Regions from separate parts of the Homo sapiens genome. Here region 2 is linked to region 1. The links are chromatin loops, found by intact Hi-C in ENCODE. Cell type or tissue: K562. All regions are shown on one strand.

Evidence for each region. Hi-C counts contacts between places; a loop is a spot of excess contacts. Peaks named below come from ENCODE experiments on the same cell type or tissue, not always from the same donor. Only the 100,000 strongest peaks of a DNase experiment are listed, where the experiment ranks them.
Region 2: it touches region 1 in a loop (3-fold over the local background); 2 of 110 quality-filtered maps call a loop at or near these places.

What each region holds. Positions count from the first base shown.
Region 1 is chr10:27,341,188-27,349,187 of GRCh38, reverse strand. LINC02673 (long intergenic non-protein coding RNA 2673) reads right to left here and starts at 5,752. Exons shown (of 2, transcript NR_187428.1): 1 at 4,537-5,752; 2 at 4,271-4,449. In K562, no CTCF peak of the experiment used is centred here; no DNase peak of the experiment used is centred here.
Region 2 is chr10:26,623,482-26,631,481 of GRCh38, reverse strand. No RefSeq gene overlaps it. Among named protein-coding and RNA genes, the nearest start is that of FAM238B, 16 kb to the left of the region's middle. In K562, a CTCF peak has its summit at 3,926; no DNase peak of the experiment used is centred here; H3K27me3 peaks cover 408 bases.

The DNA of each region.
Region 1 (8,000 bases):
ATTCATTACATTTGTTTTGGGGGAAGAAAAGTATTTCTGGTATGTTTCATTGGTCCCCAAACACCTTCCAATCTGGACATGATGGGGCTGATTCCAGATGGCTTTTCTGAAATTTTATTAAAGTAGGTCAGTGTCATTTGTTTAGATAAAATATGAAAACTCTGCCCAGTAGCAGTGGCATCACTTGATTCCTGATGCCCATGTTCCAGATACCACATATAAACAGTTAAGACAATCTTAGCTTTTCTTAGACAATCTTTATCTCAAACTTCAGACATTCCAGAATTGTCATGATGTTTACACTATCTCATTATTTTGAGTTAAAAATCCTGTTCAAGAAAAAAATTGTGTATCACTTCCTAAAAAGGAAAATTCATAGCACTTGTCACAAGTGGAAGGCAACTATACAAGCCAGGGAGGGGCTTGTATTACACAGGAAGGTGTAATTAGTCTGCCTAGCCAGTTTTATCCAATGAAAGGCATGTGTGTTAGAGAGATTAGCTAAGGGTAGAAATTCAAGCATAGAGGCCGGGTGCGGTGGCTTATGTCTGTAATCCCAGCACTTTGGGAAGTTGAGGCAGGTGGATTACTTGAGCTCAGGAGTTTGAGACCAGCCTGGCCAACATGATGAAGCCCTGTCTCTACTATAAGTACAAAAATTAGTCGGGCATGGTGGCACACACCTGTAGTCCCAGCTACTGGGGAGGCTGAGGTAGGAGAATTGCTTGAACCCAGGAGGTGGAGGTTGCAGTGAGCCAAGATTGCACCACTGCACTCCAGCCTGGGTGACAGAGGGAAACTCCATCTCCAGAAAAAAAAAAAGAAGAAAGAAAGAAAGAAATGAACAAGAAAGAGAGAAAGAAAGAAAGAAAGAAAGAAAGAAAGAGAGAGAAAGAAAGAAAGAAGGAAAGATAGAAAGAAAGAAACAAAGAAAGAAAGAAAGAAAGAAAGAAAAGAAAGAAAGAAAGAAAGAAAGAAAGAAAGAAAGAAAGAAAAGAAAGAAAGAAAGAAAGAAAGAAAGGAAAGAAAGAAAGGAAAGAAAAGACAAGTAAATCCGAGTGTAGATCCAAACTGAGACACTGAGACTTCTTCCTTATAGTAGTCAGGAGCAGGCGATTGAAGTAATTCTGTCCTGTGGGGTTCAGCATCATGCAAGTTCCCCCTGGGCCGTTCTGCATCTGCAAGTGCAAATGCAGGGCACTTGCTCCACACTCTGGGAACCCAGATTAATCAGTCTGCCGTGTCACACAGTTGAAGGAGTTGCATTTATCTTTCTGGCTCCCAATTCCTTTAAAATTACATTTGTTGCAGAACCTCCACAAGGCTAAATAAAATAAAATTACATTTGTGGTCATCAGAGAACTGAAGGAACTATTAACTGGCTGTCCTGTGTTTGCTGAGATCTGGCTGTTGACAGTTCCTGGTTGGCCCCCAGTTACCCATGTCAGTTATCTCTGTTAACATTTCCAAGAATCTTTGTAGGACAATTCTCCACTTGCAAGGTCTTTAAAGTAGAACTCTGGTTTTTTTTTTTTTTCAAGGCAATTGGCCCATTGCCAAAAGGTTTTACTGTCTTAAAGCCAGAACTGTCTTTCTGAGATCTAATTCCAAGGACTCCTCCACAGCTAAGTGAGATGCCTCACACCAGTATTAGGTGATTCTTTGTGTGGATGGAACAGAGCATTTTCATCTTGTGTTTAAAGCAATTTGTTGGCTTCGGCTCCTCAGCACTTTCTACACCAGTCTCCCATTCACATCCCTAGTAATGCCTATGCGAAAAGAAAAAAAAGAAAAAGAAAAAAGAAAGAAAGAGAGAGAGAGAAAGAGAGAGAGAAAGAAAGAAAGAGAAAGAAAGAGGAAATGAAGGAAGGAAGGAAGGAAGGAAGGAAGGAAGGAAGGAAGGAAGGAAGGAAAGAAAGAGAAAGAAAGAAAGAAAGAAAGAAAGAAAGAAAGAAAGAAAGAAAGAAAGAAAGAAAGAAAGAAAGAAAAAGCTGATGGTGAAACCTACAGGTTTAAGGACTTAAACCTCAAGCTTTGTGTTAGGAGTAACGGGAGTGTGCTGAGAGGGCAAACGAGTCATACCAAAAAGCCACATTGCTCTCTCCTAAGCACCAAACCTACTCCACTCCTGAGGCCAGTGGTTCAAACAGAAAATAACTGGAGAAGACGAGGAGGTCAAAGGATCAGGGAACTAAGCATTATGTGAATTCACCAGAAAGATGTACAAAGCGCTTGTGTTTACATTGTTTTTATGGTACTAGCAGAATAAAACTGAACTATTTTAAAAATGAAAAAAACTGATATGATAACTTTACTTGTTTGATGCCGCATGGAGTATTATACATAATTAGAGCATATTAATATGAAAGTAAAATTTTTGAATGTTAAAAACCATTGTGCCAACCCTTTAAAATATTAGATCATTAGGAAGTCCATTTATTCCAGAAATGCAGGTGAGACTCATCGCGTTAGGAAATTCATTAACACAACAAATTATGTTAATTGAATTAATGAGAATGTCTTGTGTTCATAGATGGAAAAGAGATAATGCCAACATTTTAAAGAAAATTATTTAAAATAATTTAATTAGTATGGAATTGGTGCGAAATGTTTCTTAAAAACCTAAAAATAGATTTGTATAAATGAAAAATTATGACATTACATGATTAGGCAGGGTCAACATTATTAAGACATCAAAAGTACTTTAATTAATAAGTTGATTTTATGGCTGTATGGTATTCCATGGTGTATATGTACCTTTGCAAGGGCATGGACGGAGGTGGAGACCATTATCTTGCAAAGGAATTCAGGAACAGAAAACCAAATACAGCATGTTCTCACTTGTAAGTGGGAGCTAAATGATGAGAACACATGGACACATAGAGGGAAACAACACACACTGGGGCCTATCGGAGGGTGGAAGGTGGAAGGAGAGAGAGGATCGGGAAAAAAAACTAATGGACACCAGGCTTAACACCTGGGTGATGAAATAATCTGTACAACAACCCCGCCCTGCTGACAGACATTTCCCTATGTAACAAACCTGTACATCCTGCACATGTGCCCCTGAGATTAAAATAAAAGTCAAAAAATAAAAAAAATAAAATAAGTTGATTTTAACTCCAATATAGATAACATCTGTGTTCTGGATATAGAAATTTTATTGTAAAGAAGAGCAAACAAATTAAAATATCCATGAAAAGTCTGAGAATTAAAAGAGAGTGACTTCCCCTTTAAAATATTGTAGAGACTTGGAAATTAAAATTGTGTTGTGTTGTTTCATCATTAGTCTGAAAGACCAATGGAATACAACATTCAAAAATGGAATAAAACATATGTAAAAAAGTACTGTGCAATAAAAGCAGGAGTGTAGAAAGAAGAGGCGAAAGCTTGCTGCGTCTCATTGGGCACTGAAGCTCACAGACAGGCAGCAGGCTTTGTCTCTCACCACGTGTGCTTTCTGCAAGTCTGGTATTGCCACATGTGCAGGAAGGACAGTTACCATTTGAGCAAGAGCATTTTGGGGCTAATATGTGATTAATGTGACTTTTTCTGCCTCAATATTCATTGTAACCTGTTCTCATAGCCCACAGTATGTTTCCTGCTGAGCTGAGATGTTACTGCCATTAATAAAGCTGTATTGCCTGCAACTGTCCCCCTTTCTATGTTTGGGAGCTTTGAGAACAGTCACACATGATTGTGTAATTCTTTAGTTCGTCACTTGCCTGGTGAAAGACTTTCTGGGGGGCTCCTCTCCCTACTGGGCCCACAGGGGTAAAAAGCTAGTGAAGAGTTCTGGGACAGAACACTGCATGGGAACAGTGAGATGGGACACTTCAAGGTACAATGCTCTTAACTTATACCCAAACTGATGCAGACAGAAAGTTCCGCATGCCATCAGAAAATGAGAAAAAAAAAACACGTTTGGAAGGTGAAATCATCTTTGGTTGTGAAAAACACTATCTTCTTCAGAGGATGTGCTAAAATCAAAACTAACAGATGATCTATGTCTGGAATAAAAGTGGTCATTTGTTAACAGATGCTGGCGAGGCTGCAAAGGAAACTCCTATTCACTGTCTCTGGGAATGTAAATTAGGTCAGCCACTGTGGAAAGCAGTTTGGGGATTTCTCAAAAGATGTAAAACACAGCTACTAATTGACCCAGCAATCTCATTACTGGGAATATCCCCAAAAGAAAATACAACATTCTACCAAAAAGACACACGCAAACCTGCACACGCAGCACCTCTATCTAATACAAAAGTTGGCATTATTTTAAAAAGTTTTTATTTGTGAAAACTTTTCACCCATGGTAGGGATGAAAAAGTACATTCTCACTAAAGTCAAGAGGCACACACCCAAAGCAGCCCCGGGGGCAGGGCTGGGAAAGCCAGCAGCACCAGCATCCTCAGCACATGCCAGCAGGTGTTGGCTGAAGCAACAGGTGTCCTGGGGAAATGGAAAGGAGTTACTTAGACACAGTTGCTGATTCTCGAATTTCCTATTTTTCCCAGGATGTCTTTATCATTTTCTTACCCTCCTGTCTATGTTTAGACACATGGCCCTCAGAGGTGACTTGTTGGCTGCAGAACGAGGAATTCATCACTGTCCTTTGGTCAAGGTAGAGGGAGTTATGTAATTTCATAAACTGTCCATATGTGATGATGGAAATAAAAAAAGAACTGAAGAGATGGAGAAGATACATCATATTCATGAATAGAATAACTCAGTATCATCAGGATGTCATTTCTTACCAATGTACAGATTCAATGCACTTCTAATCAAAATGGAAGCAAATTATTTTATGGATATAGAAAAAGTAATTCTAAAGCTTATATGGGGAAGAAAAAGACCTTGAATAGCTAACACAATATTGAAGGAGAACAAAGCTGGAGGACAGACAGGCACTACTCAACTTCAAGACTTACTGTAAGGCTACGGTAATCAAGGCAGTATCATATTGATGAAAGAATAGACAGGTTAATGAAACAAGACAGAGAGTTTAGAAATAGCGACACATCGATATATTTAATTAATCTTTGATGAAAAAGTAAAGGCAACATGATGAAACAAAGGTTGGTTTCTTCAGAAAGTGGTGCTGGAACAACTGAATACCCACATGTAAAAAAAATGAATCAGATCTTACCTTCTCACAAAAATTAAGTCAAAATGAATCACGGACCTAAATGTCAAATACAAAACTATAAAACTTCTGGAAAATAACAGGAGAAAATCTAGACTCTCTTGGGTTTGATGATCTCTAGAAAAAAATGCCAAAGTTACAGTACATAAAAGAAATAAGTTCCTGATGGAATATAGATTAAAAATTTTTAATATACAAAATGAAAAAAAATCAGAAGAAAATATAAATGCCTATTTACACAGATACATTTTTATGTTGACAAAACCTTTCTAAGACTCTCAGAAATAAGCATTGTGAAGGTTAATTTAGCAAAACAAAAATTACCCTGCATTTGAGAAAAAATAAAAGGCAGCATACTTGTAAAATATTTACTACACATGTATGTGCATGTGTGTATATATAGCAGATTTAAAAATCTTCATTTTACAGAGAATTCACTCAAATCAACAAAAAAATCCTCTATTTAAAATTGGGCAATTTAAATTAGAGATGTAAATTGCAGATCTAAGAAAAGTACTTTGCCTCTAATTTAAAATTGGGCAAACTCCTTCTTCTAGATCTGCAAGTGACTTATGCACACAGGAAACAATATTTAGTGTTCCTCGTTAGAGAAGGCATTTAAGTTAAAACAGGAATCAAATACTGTTTTCTATCCACAAAGTTTATGAGGATAAAGAGCAGTGATATTTATACTGCTGCTTAAAGTTTAAGTTGCAGATGACTTTTCAAATAGACAATTTGGTGGTAAGTACCATATTTAAAAAATTGTATATGCCTGTTGGTGATCAATTCTATTACATTAAGATATTTTTAGAAAATAAGGAAACATACACACAATTTCTTTTTTGAGCGCTGCTTAAAATATCAGTGTATTAAGAAGAATCCATACAATGGCTTTTATAAATACATTTCAGTGAATTTACAGCGTGGGATAAAATGTGACCACTGAATGTAGAAACATATACAGAAGTATGTTGACATTTGAAAATGTATTTTGGTGTACCAAGTAAGGGTAAAGTTCAGTTTGTTTATACATACAGATGATGGTCTTGTGTTATCTGAAATTATGTACGAAATATGATAAAATTTGTTATTTGAGGGCATTTGTTTTAATATAAAATGTTTTTCCTTTTTATTATCTTTGATTTCTGCATTGAACAAGTACAATGTTATTAGTAAAAGTTTATTATTAATGAAATAATTTTGGGGAAGAGCAGGAATATGAATTTTGCACAGATTAAAATAATTTTTCACTTTCTATATTTTAATTTTTATTTTTTGTGGATTAGTATATTCTGTGAACTTTTAGCATTTTCAGAAGAGAAACTTTTTATCTGTGCTTGTTGATTTACATGTACATTTTATTAGAAACATATTTTTATTATATCTAGATTTATTATATATATGTCAATAATTACAGATTAATCATTTTAGTGTAGTTTTGTTATTAGGAAAATAAAGTAGCAAATATAAGTGCTTTATTTATAGCAGTTTTTTAAGATATTGAACTTCCCAACTATATTTATCCATTCTTTGAATCCATTTATCACATGTAAGCTGAATGCCTATTATGTAGAAGACACATTCTATTAACTCTCAAGACCCTTTCATCCTTAAAAATTTCACATTTACCTGCTCAGCCTCAGCAACATGAGAGGCTTAAAATTGGAGTAATAGGACTGAATCTCAATTGAAGCTTTTCCTCTCATCTTTCAAACAAAAATACTTCTGAAGTGAGAAATTAGTAAAAGATAACTACCAACCACGATTTTGGAAATTTATAACAGCTTTAAATAGTAATATGAATAATTGGAAATACCTAATTTACATGTACTCCCTCCATAAATCTAAATATGAATTAATATACATTCTGTAAATCTAAATACAAAATAAAATGAGCCATACCTATTCATTTGAATCCCAAGTTTTCTTTGGCTTGAAGTTTTTAAAATATTAAAGGAGTACTTTGTTTTAACAATTTGTTGTTTTTATTTCAACTCTCCTTTTGCGTAGTACTCTTAAAAGCTAAAATTTCTTTAAGTGTAAATCCTGTGATTAGGACTACCATCGTCCTGTTGTATATACCATATTCCACTTCATGGAAGGCACCCTGAATTGTGTGATGCCTCCTTATTTTATGTACCAATAAAAGATTGTTTAAATTTTTGCCAAATATAGTTCTAATAAATAATGAATTGTAAGTGGCATTTCAATGTCAGAGATGCTAAAATATGAGAAATTGAGCATCTTAGAACCGTTAAAATACAGTGTTATCTGTAACCTTTAAAACACACCACAAAGTAGGCATGATTGTATTATTTTACTTAAAATGTTGTCTTTGTTAAGTAGAAGTTATAATTATAATATCTAACAATTACTGAGCTGTTACATGTGCTAAAAACTCTTCAAAATACTTTGCATAGATTCTCATCGAGGCATCACAGTGATGTCCTGTGAGATAACTGCTGTATTCATCTTCACTTTATTGATGAGAAAATTGAGGCACAGAGAGGTTAAGAGACAGCTAGTAAGTGAAAGACCGTAAAGTTTATTCAAGCCCAAGTTGAACTGAGTCCAAAGGCCAAGCTCTTTCTATTCAAATAGGCCACTCTTTCATTAATGTAGTGAGTAATAAGAGTGAATGAATGTTGTACTTTCTTAAGGAGAATATTAAATATTTGTTTTGAAGGCAGAGAAAGAGCATGGTATTTAATGTTTACAATTGTATAAATCATTGTATGTTTTGAGACAATGGACTAAACTTTCCTAAAAAGTCCTCTCACTCTCATAGGACTGCTCTACATGGGGCCTGTGTCAACAGCCATGTGGAAGTAATAACACTTCTGGCAGACAGAAA
Region 2 (8,000 bases), 720 kb after region 1:
TATAGATTAGGTCACCATTATAAAGTCTTTCATGAAAAATGTTTTACTGTAGTTTATTTATCTTTTTTTAATAGGAGGCAATGGGAAAATGATATTATGATATTCAAAATACCATTGTAAACAGCTTTGCTGGAGTGTCCCACTGTCTATTACAAATACACTGAAATTGGACTAAATAGGAAAATACTTTCAGCAGACTGTTTTTTATGTTCCAGTGTTGTACAAGTGTCAATAAAAATAATGTTTATTGGTTTAAGCAGGAACAGAAGTGTTTCATCTGTAAAGGTGTTGGCCAAGGCTTGTGCCGAGATCTGGCCGGATCATTTGTACGTCTCATGAAAGTGAAAACACTATTTCTTTCTGAAATAATAGGCAATAATGGCTCTATTAAACTAAGGAGCTCTCAGTTAGGTCAAATCTGTAATTATATTTGACCAAAAAATGTAGACCAAGACTTTAGTTTAAGATTTAATAGCAGTTTCTTATTTACAGAAATTAGTGTAAGTGTGCTCTTTGTCTGTGATAGTCACATACAGTTAGCTTTTCTCAGCTACATTTTCAGCATTCACCTGGGAGTTAGAAAGAAAAAACAAGTACACTCACGTGTTAAAATCAAGAGAGTCATTGACTAATTCTGTATCTTCTGGATAACACATTCAGCAATCTGATCATACCCAACTGCCAATGTCTGGTTCATAAGATTATGAAGCAGAAATTCCTAGATAGTTATTCTAGGAAGGCACCTGAAAGGACTGGAAATTGTTTTAATTCCTCAAAATGCTTTGTATAATCCTGGATTCTAGTTGAATTTTTTATTTTGTTGGGGGAAATTTTGAGTTGTTTTATTTTGAAATCCTCTCAAGGGTATCTTAAAGGGCTTTATAGAATAATTTTTGTAACAAGCCCTTAGACAAAAGAATTAAGAGCATTGGGATCATGAATGAAATTCAAGGCCAGCAATCAAAGCAAGTTATAGGCCAGGATTGGTGGCTCATGCCTGTAATCCAAGAACTTTGGGAGGCCGAGACAGGCAGATTGCTTGAGCCCAGGATTTCAAGACCACCCTCGCCAAAACGGTGAAACCCCATCTCCATGAAAAAATGCAAAAATTAGCCAGGTGTGATGGTGCATGCCTGTGGTCCCAGCTACTTGGGAGGCTGAGGCAGGAGGATTGCTTGAGCCCGGGGGGCGCAGGCTGCAGTCAGCCGACATTGCCCCACTGCACTACAGTCTGGATGACAGAGTGAGACTCTGTTTCAAAAAGAAAGCAATTTGTAAACTAACATTTTATAAAAAGTGAAAAGCAATAATTGTTGAAATATCTGTACCTTGGTTAAGGCTAAAACCAGAGTCTACCCCACCACCAAAAGAACAACAGAGATCTACCAATGCAAGTCACTAATTCATCAGATGAGCAATGCATGGGGATGCACCTGGTCCCATAAAGTTAGCAATTCTGATAGATCATATCAGAAAGTTCAAACTGAAAATTTTTTACTTATTTTGGTCTCTGGTTCAAATGGATGCTGTGAGTGTTGTGAAGCATTAAAGCAAGGCAATATTAATTTAATTAATACTTATGGAGCACTTGCTACATGTCAGCCTCTAAAAAGACAAAAAGAATTAAGACACAATATATGATCTAAAGGAGTTTACAGCCTAGGGAGAAAGACAAAAATGAACTAATGACTGATGAGATGAGGAAGGGCCATTCCAGGGGAGTTGGGGAGGTCACAGCCAGATATGCCTCAATGTACCAGATGGGGAAGGAAGAAACGCAATGCAGTGAGTGCTGAACATGCTTTCAAGGAGCTTGGCTGTGAGGGGAAAAGAGAGGACCATGCTACAGAGATAAGCAGAGTGGAAAAGGGCTTTTTTAAAATTCTGTTTGCTTTTAAGATTTTAAAGATATTTCTTCACATATCTAGGTTATGGGAAGGCACCGATAGAAGCAGAGGAGACAAGAAGAGGAAGAGAGGGAGAGGGAATGAATATTTGATGGAACATCCTGGGATAGGTGAAAGAGAGCTGAACAACTAGATAAGGTCTTAAATTTATGTCTTCTTTTGGCTTAAGAAATGTCAAAATCGAAATGTTTTACTTTGTGACCACTGTTTTCAAAATGTAATTCCAAAATAAACTCTTAAGAAACCTAAATATTTTGAATAAAATGAAGTTCATGTACCTCTAATTTAAATGCAAAACAATATAATATTACTTGAAGGAGACAAATGACATATGGGATGATAATAAATATGACTCTTTTAGATTTCGTAAAATAATTTAAAAAAAAAAGTGTGTGGCACCTCCCCCGCTTGCTCTCTAGTTCCAGTCTCTCCATATGAGAAGCCTGCTCCCACTTTGCCTTCTGCCATGAATGGAAGCCTCCTGAGACCTCCCCAGAAGCTGAGCAGGTGCCAGCACCATGCTTCCTGTTAAGCCTGCAGACCTGCGAGCCAATTAAACCTTTTTTCTTTATAAATTACCCAGCTTCAGGTATTTCTTTATAGCAACAGAAAAACAACCTAACACAACACGTGTCTGTGCTCCCTGTATTTCTGTAAATATAGAGCTTCAGTCAGATTCAGAATTGATTTATTTGTCAAAACTAATTGAAATACCAAGCAAACATCTGCCTCAGTTAGTGGCCACTATTTCTTCTATAACTACATTTATGTTCTACTTGAATTTCACTTTGTGTTATCCCTTTTCTTTCTTTCTTTTTTTTCTTTTTTTGCAGTTTCATGTTTTTTGACCACTTCCCTCTTTTGATTATTCATTTTTGTAAAATGTCATGTGGGCTTCTCACTAGGAGACAAGGAGGCAAGACAGTGACATGCTTTGCTCTCTTTATAAACTCAGTAACAAATATGCAGCGATTGGCAACCTCATACTTTGAAAGAGATGATGGGTCACTGATCATGATTGCATCTGTTATTTATGTTGTGATTTGTGGACTGAAGAGCTCACACAAAGTTTGTACTTTACAAAATTACTCACAGTTAAAATACCATGGTAACTGAATTTGGAACCATGTTGGGGAACTCACGTTATTTAATTAAATCATGGTTATTGGAACTAGGTGGAGCAGTGATGACCTGCACCTCTTTTTTCCTGATGTTTTCTTTTATATCTGCAATAAACATTTACAATTTTCCTCATATAGACTTTAAAATTGTCCATCAATTCTAAAAATATTTTAGTTCTTGTTGCTCTTCTGAATCACCCTTTATACTACATTTTACAAATGAGCTTCACTGATATATAGTACACAGGACAGTTTTTAGTTTCTCTACTTAATAGCTTTTAATGGATTGCTTGACTTGGTTTTTAAATTTTAAGTAGATACATCATCTGAGAATTTAAAAGTCTGTCTTTTCCATTCAGATATTTGTTTATGTTAGCGGTTTTGCTGTTGTGTGCATTGGCTAGAGACTCCAGGATAATGTTGAATAATATTAATTATAATACTGACTTTAACGGTGTATTAATCATGTCTCTTATTTTCTGAATTTGATGCTTTGACATCTGGGCCTTGTTGACCCTGGAGGGACTGACCCTCTCAGGATAAGCTAATTGCTGGATGTAATAAACAACTTGCCTGCACGTATGCCTTTCCTATATAATCCAACCAACCCAGAGTTTATACCCCCTTCTTTCTCATCTCTTCCTCACTCCTTATTCTTCTTTATCTCTGTTTGTATCTTTTGCAGTCTTTAATCTTGCTCATCACTCTCACATTTCTGGCTACTATTCTGCTTCCCTAATTTCATCAGGGCCAGATAGCAGCCTCTTCTTTCCAGCAGACAATGACATTATTCAAACTAGCCAATGCTAAGCCTGATTGCCCTGACTTGCTTGTTCCTTCACAGAGAACTGCAATAAAGATTCTTTCCCATGTTTTACCCGGTTCCCGCTGCCTCCTGACTGACCTTGATGTTCCCCTATCCTGCCCCTTGTGGTGTGCTGTGCCTACAGCTTCTAGGGAACTGTGAGTAGTAAAATAAACTGCTTCCCTCATGACAGTCATTTCTGTGTTCGTGTGTCTTACCATTACTGATTCAAACAAATCCTGGGTACTCTGAATGCAAATGACACCTCTGTTCATGCTTTATTATTGAATATGTCCTTTGCTGTAGGTTTCAGACACCTTTCATCAGTATAAAAACATCTTCCTCAGATGCTAGCGTCTTATGAAGTTTTAAATTCTGTTAACAAGGAGTGGTGTTGAATTTCATCAAGAGCCTTTTTGACATTTATTGAAATAATTATTTGTTTTTTCTCCTATGAGTTTTTCCAATAAAACTGATACTGATTGAACAATAGGTTAAAATTAAACTTTCATCAAAGACCGCCAGGATATAATAGCTGTGAAAATCCAAATCACCATACGTAGGTTTTCATAGCAAATACTTGAGAACCTGCTCCACAGCTGTTAATTCCCCTCATTTACCTTAACAATATGAAATGATCTAAAGTGGAGAAGACTGCAGGGAGCTGTTGCCTTGCACTCTCCCCACCTTGCCTTTGATAGTCCTACGTATGGAGAGGAAAATAATGCAAATGCTTAACCCTGGGTTTAGAGGGGGACTCTTCAGGAGGCCACCAAGACAACTGACCAAAAAACTCCTGGAACTAATAAGCAGTTACAGCAAGGATGTAGCATACAGGGTTAATATAGAAAAGTCAATTGCAATTGCTCTTTTACACACCAGCGATGAGCAATTGGAAGCTGAAGTTAAAAAGATACCATTTGTGTTCACATCCCTCCCTGCAAATGGAATACTCAAGCATAAATCTAACAAAATATATAAAAGATCTAAAAGGAAACCTACAAAATTTTGATTAAAGAAATCAGAGAAGGACTAAATAAATAGAGAAATATTCCATGTTCACGGATAGGAAGGCCTAGCATTTGCGAAATGTCAGTTCTTCCCAACTTGCTCTGCAGATTCCATGCAATCCCTATCAAAATCTCAACATTTTGTCTTGTGGATATTGACAAATTGAATCCAAAGTTTATATGGAGATGCCAAAAAAAAAAAAAAAGGAAACAAGGATAGCTAACACAATATTAGAAAAGGAGAAATTCAGGGACTAACACTACCCAATTTTAAGATTTACGAGAAATCTACGGCAATCCAGACAGTGTGGTATTGGCAAAGAATAGACAAATAAATCAGTGGAACAGAATAGAAAGCCCCAAAATAGACCTATACAAATATTTGTCAAAGGGGCAAAGGTAATAAAGAAAAGATAGTCTTTTCAACAGATAGTGCTGGCACAAGTGGATATCTACATGGAAAAACGAAAACAAAGAACCTAGACACAGATCTTACATCATTCAAAAAATTTTAACTTAAAATGGATCAGAGACCTAAGTAAACCATAAAACTTCTAGAAGATAACAGAGAAGAAAATCTAGATGACCTTGGGTATGGCAGTGAATTTTTAGATACAACACCACCAAAGGCATCATCTATGAAATAAATAATTGATAAGCTGGACTTCCTTCAAATTAAAACTCTTGTGAAGTACACAATCAAGAGAATGAAAGGACAAGCCACAGATGGGGAAAAACAGTTGCAAAAGACATATCTGATAAAATACTGTTATCCAAAATATACAAACCCTTAAAACCTAACAATAAGAAAATGAACAGTCCAATTAAACAATTGACAAAAGATCTGAATGGACACTTCACCAAAAAAGATACAGGTGGCTAATAAGCATATGAAAAAAATGCCCAACATCATATGTCATTAGGGAATAGCAAATTAAAAATGATACCACTACATACCTATTAGAATGGCTAAAATTCAAAACACTGGCAATACCAAATGCTGACAAGGATGTGGAACAATAAGAACACTCATTTATTGTTGGAGGGAGAGCAAAATGGAGCAGCCACTTAAGAAGGCGGTTTGGCAGTTTCTTGCAAAATTAAACACACTTTAACATATGATCCTGCAATTGCACTCCTGTTTGCCAAAATGAGTTGAAAACTGATATTTACACAAATCTCTGCACACATGTTTCTAGCTGCATTTTCCATAATTGCCAACATTTGGTGGCAACCAAGATGTCCTTCGCTAGGTGAATGAATAAATGAACTGTGGTACATTCAGACAATGGAATATTATTCAGTGATAAGAAGAAATGGGCTGTGTGCAGTGGCTCATGCCTGTAATCCCAGCACTTTGGGAGGCCGGAGCAGGTGGATTGCTTGCGCCTAGGGTTCATGACCAGCCTGGGCAACATGATGAAACCCTATCTCTACTAAAAACACATAAGTTAGGCAGAAATGGTAGGGCACATGTAATCCCAGCTACTGGAGAGGATGAGGCCAGAGAATCGCTTGAACCCAGGAGGTGAAGTTTGTCATGAGGTGAGATTGTGTCACTGTACTCCAGCCTGGACATCAGAAGGAGACACTGTCTCAAAAAAAGAAAAAAAAATGAGCTATCAAACTGTGAAAAGATAAAGATATGGAGTACTATGCTTTGAATATGGATTGGCCCTTCCAAAATTCATGTTTAGTCTTGGTTCCTAATGTGGTAGTGCTGGGAGGTGGTTTAAGAGGTGGTTAGGTCATTAAAATGGATTAATCTCTTTCAGGGTTAGTTCTCATGGGAATGGATTAGTTATCATGAGAGTGGGCTGTCATAATCAAGGTTACCTCTCCTGGTTGGTCGCTTTTTTGCATGCACCCACTTCTCATTCTGCTTATCCCCCATTTTGATTTGGAAACTTGACTGAAAAACACTTCTACAATTCCACTCACAGTTATCTTCTTTTTTTTGCCACTTTCATGGGAAAACAAGTTTTTAGCTATTTTCCCTCACTAAGATTCTATTTGTCTGTTGCTTTCCCCTTCATCCCAATAAGATGAGACCTTTAGAATGTTTTTATGTTTTGCATCTAGTTACGTAGCTGCTAGATTTTGCTAAGATAGTTTAATATTTTGAACTTTAGATTATTAGTTTTTCCCTTGAAGTGTATCTCTTCTGTTTAAAGTGTCTTTGCATTTGACACTCCCCCATCCCCCATTTGGAGACATTTCTCTGCTTACCACCATCCTTTTTTCATGGTTCCATCTTCAAGTCCCTGTCTTGATTACTTTCTTAAGTGTTTTGCCCAAACTGGGTAGATAGGTGATATATTCTCTGAATCTTTGCATAACTGTTAGTAGAGTTTTTATTTTACTCAACAGATGATTGATATTCATTTGCATGTAACACATCACCGTGCCTCTTTATCTTCCGCCTGAGCCATATTTTCCAGGCTAGCTTTTATCAGTAGTAAGCTGACATTCTAATGTCTGTCTATCTACCGTGTGGTTTCCTATTCTGAATTTAGACTGAAGAGAAAAAGGAACATGGCTGCCTTTTTATGCAGCAATAAATAATAAATAGAAAAACTTGCAATGTTTATAATTGCTCAAATTGAAATATCATATGTATGTTTATGAATAAGTGTGAATGATATTCTGAGTACATTAGTATTATATCAAATGTTAAATATTGATTGACCCAACTACTAGACATTGTGCTCCTGGAAGCCAGGGACCACATTTTAATCATTTCTGTGTCTCTAACATATTTGCTAGAAGACAAAATATATTTCTCTTCCTACCCTTCCTCTCCTCCAACTCCTCCAATCTAAAATTGAGCCTGTTTTCAGTACAGCAGTACAACAAGATTCCAGATGGAAGTCAAGGCAGAGTGATTTTATTAACCCCAGTAGCAAAAATACTGTTTCAATACAGATAAAAATTTTACATTCCATCTGTGGTTTTCTTCATTTAATTTAAAAATATATAGGTACTACAGTCACATAGTTCAAAATCAAAGTGATGTAAAATGATATTCATTAAGCCATCTTGCTCCCACCCTTGTCTCCATCAATTTCGTACCTGCTTTTCCCTGCAGAGTTCATTCATTCAACAAATATTTATTGAGTACTTAGGTGCTCAGTGTGTGCCAGACACTGTTCTAAGT